2 separate regions of the Homo sapiens genome follow, and region 1 is linked to region 2. Evidence: chromatin contacts called from ENCODE Hi-C or POLR2A ChIA-PET data. All regions are on one chromosome and are shown on one strand. Each heading gives the region's core, a stretch centred on a gene start or an enhancer-like site at or near the end of the contact. The rest is flanking DNA. Distances are from core to core; before and after follow the strand shown. Region 1 has its middle 45 kb from the start of LYZL2. Region 2 overlaps MAP3K8 (mitogen-activated protein kinase kinase kinase 8).

What was found. Hi-C counts contacts between places; a loop is a spot of excess contacts on that map. ChIA-PET counts read pairs that join two places held with the same protein, here RNA polymerase II (POLR2A). Pooled maps may share reads with other maps.
Region 1: a loop to region 2 is called in a pooled map, with 2.2 times the contacts of the local background. The contact joins two enhancer-like sites. A Hi-C loop is called at or near these places in 2 of 50 pooled maps. POLR2A ChIA-PET finds 5 or more read pairs at or near these places in 2 of 52 experiments (activated B cell and common myeloid progenitor, CD34-positive).

Annotation. Positions count from the first base shown.
Region 1 is chr10:30,582,586-30,586,731 of GRCh38, forward strand. No RefSeq gene overlaps it. Among named protein-coding and RNA genes, the nearest start is that of LYZL2, 45 kb to the right of the region's middle. Within about 2 kb of position 1,251, at least 30 of the 41 ENCODE cell types and tissues checked have a DNase peak (open chromatin) inside an H3K27ac peak, as active enhancers do.
Region 2 is chr10:30,453,726-30,458,325 of GRCh38, forward strand. MAP3K8 (mitogen-activated protein kinase kinase kinase 8) reads left to right here. Exons shown (of 9, transcript NM_005204.4): 7 at 4,359-4,511. Among named protein-coding and RNA genes, the nearest start is that of MAP3K8, 22 kb to the left of the region's middle. Within about 2 kb of position 2,711, at least 22 of the 41 ENCODE cell types and tissues checked have a DNase peak (open chromatin) inside an H3K27ac peak, as active enhancers do.

The DNA.
Region 1 (4,146 bases), core at 1-2,500, 130 kb after region 2:
CTGTGATCACACCACTGTGCTCCAGCCTGGGCAACAGAGAAAGACCCTGTCTCAAAAAATAATAATAATAAAATAATGTACACACATGGACATAGAGTGTGAAATGATAGAGATTGGAGACTTAGAGGAAGGGGGGTGATGAGAAATTACTTAATAGGTACGGTGTACATTATTCGGGTGATGGATACACTAAAAGCCCCGAATTTACCACTATGCAATATATCCCTGTAATAAGTTACACTTGCACCACATACATTTATACAAATAAAAAATTTTTTAAAGAAGAAAATAATTGTAACCCTTGTTCCAGGGCCTCATGGCGTTTCATGCCACCTGGGCGAGACAGCGTGCGTTCTTACTGGGCACTGGCACTTTGGACGTCTGTCGAGTGACTGACTTTTGGAAGGTCCTCATCATCTGTCTTAGTTGAAATCTCTTTTAATGATCAGGTTACCCAATGAAAGTATACTTTGTATGGATCAGAAAGACCCTTTGTTTCCCGCAATTAATTAAGTACACTAGCTTTGCAAAAGCATCTTCAACCTCTATCAGGCTATAGAGATTCCGCCTTTCTCCCACCACCTCCAACCTTGGCATTGCTCCCACAGCCCATCTGGGGGCCGGTGCCCCCTCTTCTCTGTGCCGTCTGCTTCCACCCTGCTAATCTCTTTCTTTTATTATTTTTTAATTTATTCTTCTTATTTATTTTTTGTCTTTTTTTTTTTTTTTTTTGAGACCCAGTTTCACTCTGTCACCCAGGCTGGAGTGCAGTGGTGCAATCTTGGCTCACTGCAGCCTCCACCTCCCGGGTTCAAGCAATTCTCATGCCTCAGCCTCCCAAGTAGCTGAGGTTACAGGTGCAAACTGCCATGCCAAGCTAATTTTTGTATTATTAGTAGAGATGGGGTTTTACCATGTTGACCACGCTGGTCTCATGGTCTCCACCCGCCTCAGCCTCCCAAAGTGCTGGGATTACAGGCATGAGCCACCACATCCAGCCACTATTTATTTTTTGTCCTTCTAATCCTTGGAACCTGTGAATTGTTTTTCCTTATTTATTTAATTACGTATTTATTGTTATGCTGCTAATCTCAAAGGACGCTTTCTTCTAGAAAGCAGAAACAATTGATTCTGCAAATGTGTGGTTTCCCATTGACATCTAAGGAAAAATGAAACAGGGCCTGGGAGACAGTTTACACCGTATTCATCCAGGACATTCTCACTGATGGACTTTCCACGAAAGCTCTGCAAGTTTTCCTTTCAGTTTCACTGTCCGTTGGCCGGTACTGGTTGCTTGACTAAGCCCTGTTGGCGTGGGTTACTGCTCACCCTGACAGGTCTTTGTGAAACATGAAACAATACAAACATTCTTCTCATTTCCCCTCCGTTCTTCCTCTTGGAGCTGTTCCCAGTCCCGGTGGCCCTTCTGAAGCCGAGTGGGAAGCTCAGAAGGAACCTCTGGATTTGTTTACCGGTGTCAGGAATGGAAACTGCTGGGGCACCTGTGTACTCTTGCTGGTTTCTTAAACTCTGTCTGAATCCCACACACCCTTGCTTTTCGGGGAGTTGTGGCTGGCTGGGACAGGAGCAAGGAGTCTCTCCTTTGAGTCAAAGGAGGCACAGTAGCCAGAAGGAGGGCTTAGATATGAGAATGTTACAGGCCAAGAAGCTAGACGGACCATCTGGAGAGTGACCAAAATGAAAAGCGCAGCGGCAGTTGTGCAGCTGTGGTCTGGAGCGAGGTGTCCAGGGTCTTGGGCAATGGAAGACATAGAGGAGGCCAGAGATGATTGCTTCCAATGGAGTCTGTAGCTCGCACTTGCTTTTGTGGCCAGTGATGTGAGCAGATGGGTTTACCAGGCTATAAGCTTTTGGTGGCTGTGTGCAAAGACTTCCACTGAGATGATCGTGTCTCCTCAGGCACATCTGGGTGTTGGTCCTGACAGCTGGAGTATTGGGGTTTGAGTTTTGCCTGAAGGACTCACTGGTGAGGCTGAACCAAGTGTGTTTCTTTGGCCATCACAAGGACCCAGGCAGGATGTCATACTCAGCAGTACAGCAAGAACTGGTCCAATGCTTCAGATCTGTGATTCTCAATGGGCAGAGGGCAATAAGTAATGTCTGAAGACTTTTTAAAAAAAAATTAATTAGAGAGAGGGTCTTGGCTCACTGCAGCCTCCAACTCCTGGGTTCAAGTGATCCTTCTGCCTCAGCCTCCCAAGTAGCTAGGACTACAGAGGTGTCCCACCATGCCAGGCTTGAAGACTTTAAAATTTTATATATTTTATTTCAATTTTTTTTGAGTTGTGGTCTCACTCTGTCACCCAAGCTGGAGTGCAGTGGCGTGATCAAGGCTCACTGCAACCTCCACCTCCCCAGATTCAAGCAATCCTCCTGCCTCAGCCTCCTGAGCAGTTGGGATTACAGGCGTGAGCCACCACACCTGGCTAATTTTTGCATTTTTGGTAGAGACGGGGTTTTGCCATGTTGATCAGGCTAGTCTCGAATTTCTGAGCTCCAGCAATCCACCCATCTAGGCCTCCTAAAGTGCTGGGACTACAGATGTGAGCCACCCCCAGCTCGGCCTAAGTTTATTTTTTGTTCCTAGGTATTTGAGAGGTGCAAGTGCAGGTTTCTTACATGTGTATTTTGCATAGTGATGAAGTCTTAGCTTTTAGTGTACCTATCACCTGAATAGTGAACATTGTACCCAATAGGTAATTTTTCAACACTCACCCCCTCCAACCCTCCCACCTTTTGTAGTCTCCAATATCTGTGATTCTATTCTGTGTGTCCATGTGTACCCACTCTTCAGCTCCCACTTATAAATGAAAACATTCCATATTTGACTGTTTCTGAGTGATTTCACTTAGGATAATGGCCTCTAGTTCCATCCATGTTGCTGCAAAAGACATGATTTCATTCTTTTTTATGGCTGAATAGTATTTCATGATGTGTGTATATATTATATATAATTATATAATATATTATATATTAGTATACATGTACATAATATATTATGTAATATATAATAACATTTAATATATTACATTATATAAACAATATATTATATTATATACATAATAATTATATATTATATATTATTATATTACTATAATATATAAATATAATATATAAATATATACTATATGTTATACTATGTATACACTATATATACTATATTATATTAATATATTATATATAATAGTTAAATATTTTATATACAATTATATGTACAATAATATATAATTATTCTATATATAGTATAATGATATATATATCATATTTTCTTTGTCCAATTCTCCATTGCTAAACACTTAGGTTGATTCCATATCTTTGCTATTGTGAATAGAGCTGTGATAAACATATTAGTGCAGATGTTTAGAAGACATTTTTGAATGTCACTGAGTGGGGATGCAGCCAGCATCTAATGGGTAGAGGTCAGGGATGCTGCTAGACATTCTACAAGACACAGAATTATCAGTGCCCTGTGAGAAAGAATTATTCAGCACTAAGGTTGAGACACCTGCCTAGATTCTAGGAAATACAATGTCGTAAGTTAGCCACTGGGAGGGTGCTAAAGCCCTCCAGGGACTAGTACAAGATTGAAGAGACCCTCACTGTTGAAAGCAGAGGGCATGTACTCCATGTCACACATTTTATGTAAGCCTCACAAAGTTTTTGCCTTCAAGAAAATCTAGAATTAGAAGATCCTTATTTATTTCCACAGTCCCTGGGTTCCACCTTCAAAGTATCAAGATTTGCTGATAGCTGATTATTGCCCCATAGACAGAGTTTTCTTTGTGATGCATCTGCTTATAACTTTTTTGGAGATTCAAGAGTTGCATAGGAAGTTTAGGGGCTGACTGCTTTGCCCACTGGGACTGTAATGTAGGATCCCCTTTGCCTTTTTTTTTTCCATCTATAATCAACAGAAATTTATTTGCTCATGGTTCTGTTGGCTGAGAAGTCCAAGACTGAGGGATCAGCATCTGGTGAGGGCTTTCTTGCTGTGTCAGCCAAAGGTCAGGAACCCTGTACAGGGACTGTGTAGACAAGGTGTGAGGCCAGTTTTCCCAAGGAGCTTGTATTGGCTCTATAAGTCAAGTTTGATTCCTTAAAGCAAATTTCACCATTCCAGTCAAA
Region 2 (4,600 bases), core at 1,461-3,960:
TAAAAGAGCAACCGTTTAGGGATGGGCGTGGTGTTCTCACACCTGTAATCCCAACCGTTCGAAAGGCCAAGGAGGTGGGGGTGGTTTGCTTGAGCCTGGGGGTTCGAGACCAGCCTGAGCAATAGAGTCAGACCTCATCTCTTTTGAAAAAAAAAAAGAAAAAAAGAAGGAAGGGAGGGAGGGAGAGAGAGAAGGAAGGAAGGAAGGAAGGAAGGAAGGAAGGAAGGAAGGAGAAAGAAAAAGGAAGGAAGGAAAGAAAAAGAAGGAAAGAAAGAAAGAAAGCATGCACAACAGTTTAGTTCACAGTTGATTGTGATGGGCACAAGGTTGGATGCAAGCAGGAAGGTAAATGGGTGTAAAAGCTGCCTCCTTGGCCCCTCACCACTACCGGGGGAAGCTGCACTGCCTGAGCCACTCAGCCCCATGCCCTTCTCTTTGCTGGAAGTGCCCATAGGAAATAGAGAGAGGGTCTTTGGCTGCACCTCTATGTCAGGATTACCAGGTCAGTCTTGGTGTTCAATCAGATGACAACCCTTAGTCTAGTCTAGCTAGTATACGTGTTGCACTGAACTGGATTGCAGCCACAAAAAAATTGTCTTCCTTTCAAACCAGATTCTTCCAGCCTGGGCAACATAGTGAGACCCCATCGCTACAAAAAGTAAACAAACAAACAAACAAAAACTTTACTTTTTGTAAAAATGGCATGGTGGTGCATGTCTGTAGTCCCAGCTACTCAAGAGACTGAGGTGGGAGGATTGCTTGAGCCCAGGATGAGGCTGCAGTGAGCTGTGATTATGCCACTGCACCCATAGCCTGGAAAATAGAACAAGACCTTGTCCTAAAAAAAAAAAAAACGCCAAGATTCTGTAAGTCCTTTCTCAACTCTCTCAAAGCCAGCACTCTCCCGGGCAGCAGAAGAAATCCTTGCTTTTGTGAATATTACTGAAGTTATTATTGAAAATGCTCGAGCGAGGATTCTTGACGGTTGTCTTTGAGCAGAACAATATTCAGAAGGGAAGCTGTACTTTTTTTTTTTTTTTAAGAATGCTTAGTCCCCAGATCTTAAGAATACTTTACCAAAGTGTGAGGTCTAATAAGACTTAATGCTTACGACATGTTTTCTTTGGAAAATGTTTCAGCATATTTGGCATTAGTCAGGAGTTCAGATATGTAATATTCCACCACCCTTTTTCCTGGAACCAGTTTGAAAAACAAACTATTTATGGTATTAAAGATGGAAAATACTTTTCTCTTCCTGGCAATGTGGTGAAGTTGAACATTTTGCAACATTGGAGAAAGAAGTGTTCTTTCTGGGGCTGTCTAGCGGAATGCATGGATATGAGATAATAACATATTTTACTCCTGAGTAGTATTTGGATCAGGTTTTTTTTGGCAAATGCAAATTGCTTTTTGTGAAGTGCAAAACTGTGCCTTGGTGTTTATAAATATAAACTCTCTTCTAATCAGCCTGCATTTAATATCTGCCTAGTACACACGAGTTGAAGTTTGATAATGAACAAAGTTGTGAAGTGACCAGTGAAACCTTTCAACAAGCTTGCTTTTACCCTTCCTACTTAAAGAGCCAGGAGATCTAATTAGTCAACTGTGCAGACTGGCTGATGTTAGAATTTGATCATGTGGCTACTGCACAGTCATAGACAATTTCTGATTTCTGCAGTATAGCTCCCAAATGCAAACCCTGGTTACCCCTGTTTGATTGCTCTCTCTAAGCATTGGTATTCAGAGCATTCTATTGTAACCATGTAATACACATCCAGGGTTAATCCAGCATATACAGAATAGACTGTTTTTGAGTTGCAAGGTACAGAGAGAGAATACATAGTGAATGCGAATAACAAATCAGAATTACTTTTAGAACTTGGTCCTTTTTGAAAAATCCTTCTAAGTCTGCTTGGTTTTACCTTTGTAAGTTAACATATAGTCATCACATGCACATATACGCACACACACGGTCTCTTTCCCTTTCTAATAAACATATTGAAAGGTGAAGGGTTCGATCGCTGACATCAAGGTTTTCTCTTGCTCCAGTGCCCTGCCCCGAGGGTGCAGAACTCTCAGAGAGCCCTGTGTTGGTCCCACCAGGGCTGTTTCATGCCTTCTAATCAGCCAGAGTGCTCGAACATTATGCCCTGCTGCTCCCTGATCTAACTGGTAGTTGGTAGAGCTTGAGGAACAAGAGCTCCGAGCCAGGAAGCTCTGGGGTTTCTACCTGAGTGGCAGCACCCAGGCCACCAGGCTTACAGATGTTCCATCCCCCCAGGCTGCCTAGGCGTGCAGTCACATAGAACCTGCAGAGCCACCTCTGCACAACCCCTGTGGGCTACACCAGCAGTGGGCACTCCGCCCAATCCTTGCTTTATTGGCAGGGAGGAGGGGGTACAGGAGAGAAGATAGGCATCCTCTATGGACAGTTAATAATACCCATTGCATTTCTTTTTCTTTTTTATTTGATTGTGGTAAGAACACTTAGCATGAACTCTACCCTCTCAACACATTTTTAAGTATACAATACACTATTGTTGACTATAGGTACAATGTTGTGCATTAATTTTTTAAGTTTGTGATATATTTAGTAGCAAAGTCCTTCTGGAAAGTCCTCTGGCTCTGCTGCAGGGAAAGCTTGAGAACGGGAGCTCAGTTTCACCTGTTTGCTGAGAGCAAAAGGAAGCTGGCCCGGAAGTGGCTTGCAGGAAGGAGTTGAGCAGGGTTAGGGTGGGGAGACTGGGCAGTTTCTCTGGTTTTTGTAAGCTAGTTCTCTAATTACTTACCCTGAAATGTGTTCCGGAAACACTGACCTCCATTCTCTTATTCACATGGCAGACAGTGTACAAGCTGTTTCAAGCGAAATACTGATAATCAGGATATTAACTACTATATGTCTGCACCAGCCATGAATACAAATCACTGGTCACCAGTGTTTGCTCTGTTCCTTTTTAAAAAAATGTTTAATTAAATTAGGTAACTAATTAATTTGTAAAGATGGGGGGTCTCCATCTTGTCCAGACTAGTCTCAAACTCCTGGGCTCAAGCAATCTTCCTGCCTCGGCCTTCCAAAGTGCTGAGATTCAGTGGCTCACGCCTGTAATCCCCACACTTTGGGAGGCCGAGGCAGGTGGATCACGAGGTCAGGAGTTCGAGACCAGCCTGGCCAACATGGTGAAACCCCATCTCTACTAAAAATACAAAAATTAGCCAGGCGTGGTAGCACATGCCTGTAATCCCAGCTAGTTGGGAGGCCGAAGCAGGAGAATAGCTTGAACCCGGGAGGCAGAGGTTGCAGTGAACCGAGATCGCACCATTGCATTCCAGCCTGGGTGACAGAGGGAGACCCCATCTCGAAAAAAAAAAAAAGCCAAAGTGCTGAGATTATAGACATGAGCCACCATGCCCCACCTCTCTTTGTTTCTTTCTTAAGTTTAGAAATAAATGCTCGTTAGAGAAACTATTTATAAAACCAGCCCTGTTTATTCAGCATGGACTCATGAGACCAAATATAACTTATACAATGTTAATATGGCTGCATTTAATATTTAGTCACTGGGCTACATAGTAGGTAAAAATAACAGATAGTTTGTAAAAATGACTCTTTAGAATCACTTCTACAATATTACACTTTATTTTTTAAGTTTTTCCCTTTCAAGAAATTTGTGTTAATACCCTATAGACTTCTATCACCTTTTATCATTGCAGATATTTAGAAGGTTAGCAGTGTAATGACAAACAGATAAAGAAGTCTGTTTGTAGTTCATTTAAATATAAAAGGAATTGGCGTTTTAGTTGAAAACTTAGCTACACCTGATCAGTGTACTGCAGAACTTTGATGAGTGGGAGTCCCTGATAGATTCCTGGTTCTAGGCTCTTTGCCACCAGATCAACCAGAAAAAGGTGGTGTTTTGTTTTGTTTTGTTTTGTTTTTTGAGACTGAGTCTCGCTCTGTCTCCCAGGCTGGAGTGCAGTGGTGCGATCTCGGCTCACAGCAGCCTCCGCCTTCCGAGCTCAAGCGATTCTCCTTGCCTCAGCCTCCCAAGTAGATGGGATTACAGGTGCCCATCACCATGCCCAGCTGATTTTTGTATTTTTAGTAGAGACCAGGCTGGTTTTGAACTCCTGATCCGCCCACCTCAGCTGGGATTATAGGTGTGAGCCACCGCGCCCGGCCAGGTGTTCTTCATCAGACTGCAGGGACACCTCCAGCAATTGCTGCATGGTTCCTGGGGAATGCCTGCATTATTCTCCTAGTTTAAGGCAAATGAGCCAATTTCCAGAACTGGATTAGGGAAATGGAAACCCACACAAAGGAGGGGAATGAAGCTGAATGTTTCCCACTTCTTTTTCAGATTTACATGAGCCCAGAGGTCATCCTGTGCAGGGGCCATTCAACCAAAGCAGACATCTACAGCCTGGGGGCCACGCTCATCCACATGCAGACGGGCACCCCACCCTGGGTGAAGCGCTACCCTCGCTCAGCCTATCCCTCCTACCTGTACATAGTAAGTGGGGTTCAACCAGGGCTGGGGGCGGCGGGGGGGGGCGTTGAGTTATGCATCCCGCAGGCTTGGGAGGGACTGCTCTGCCTTCT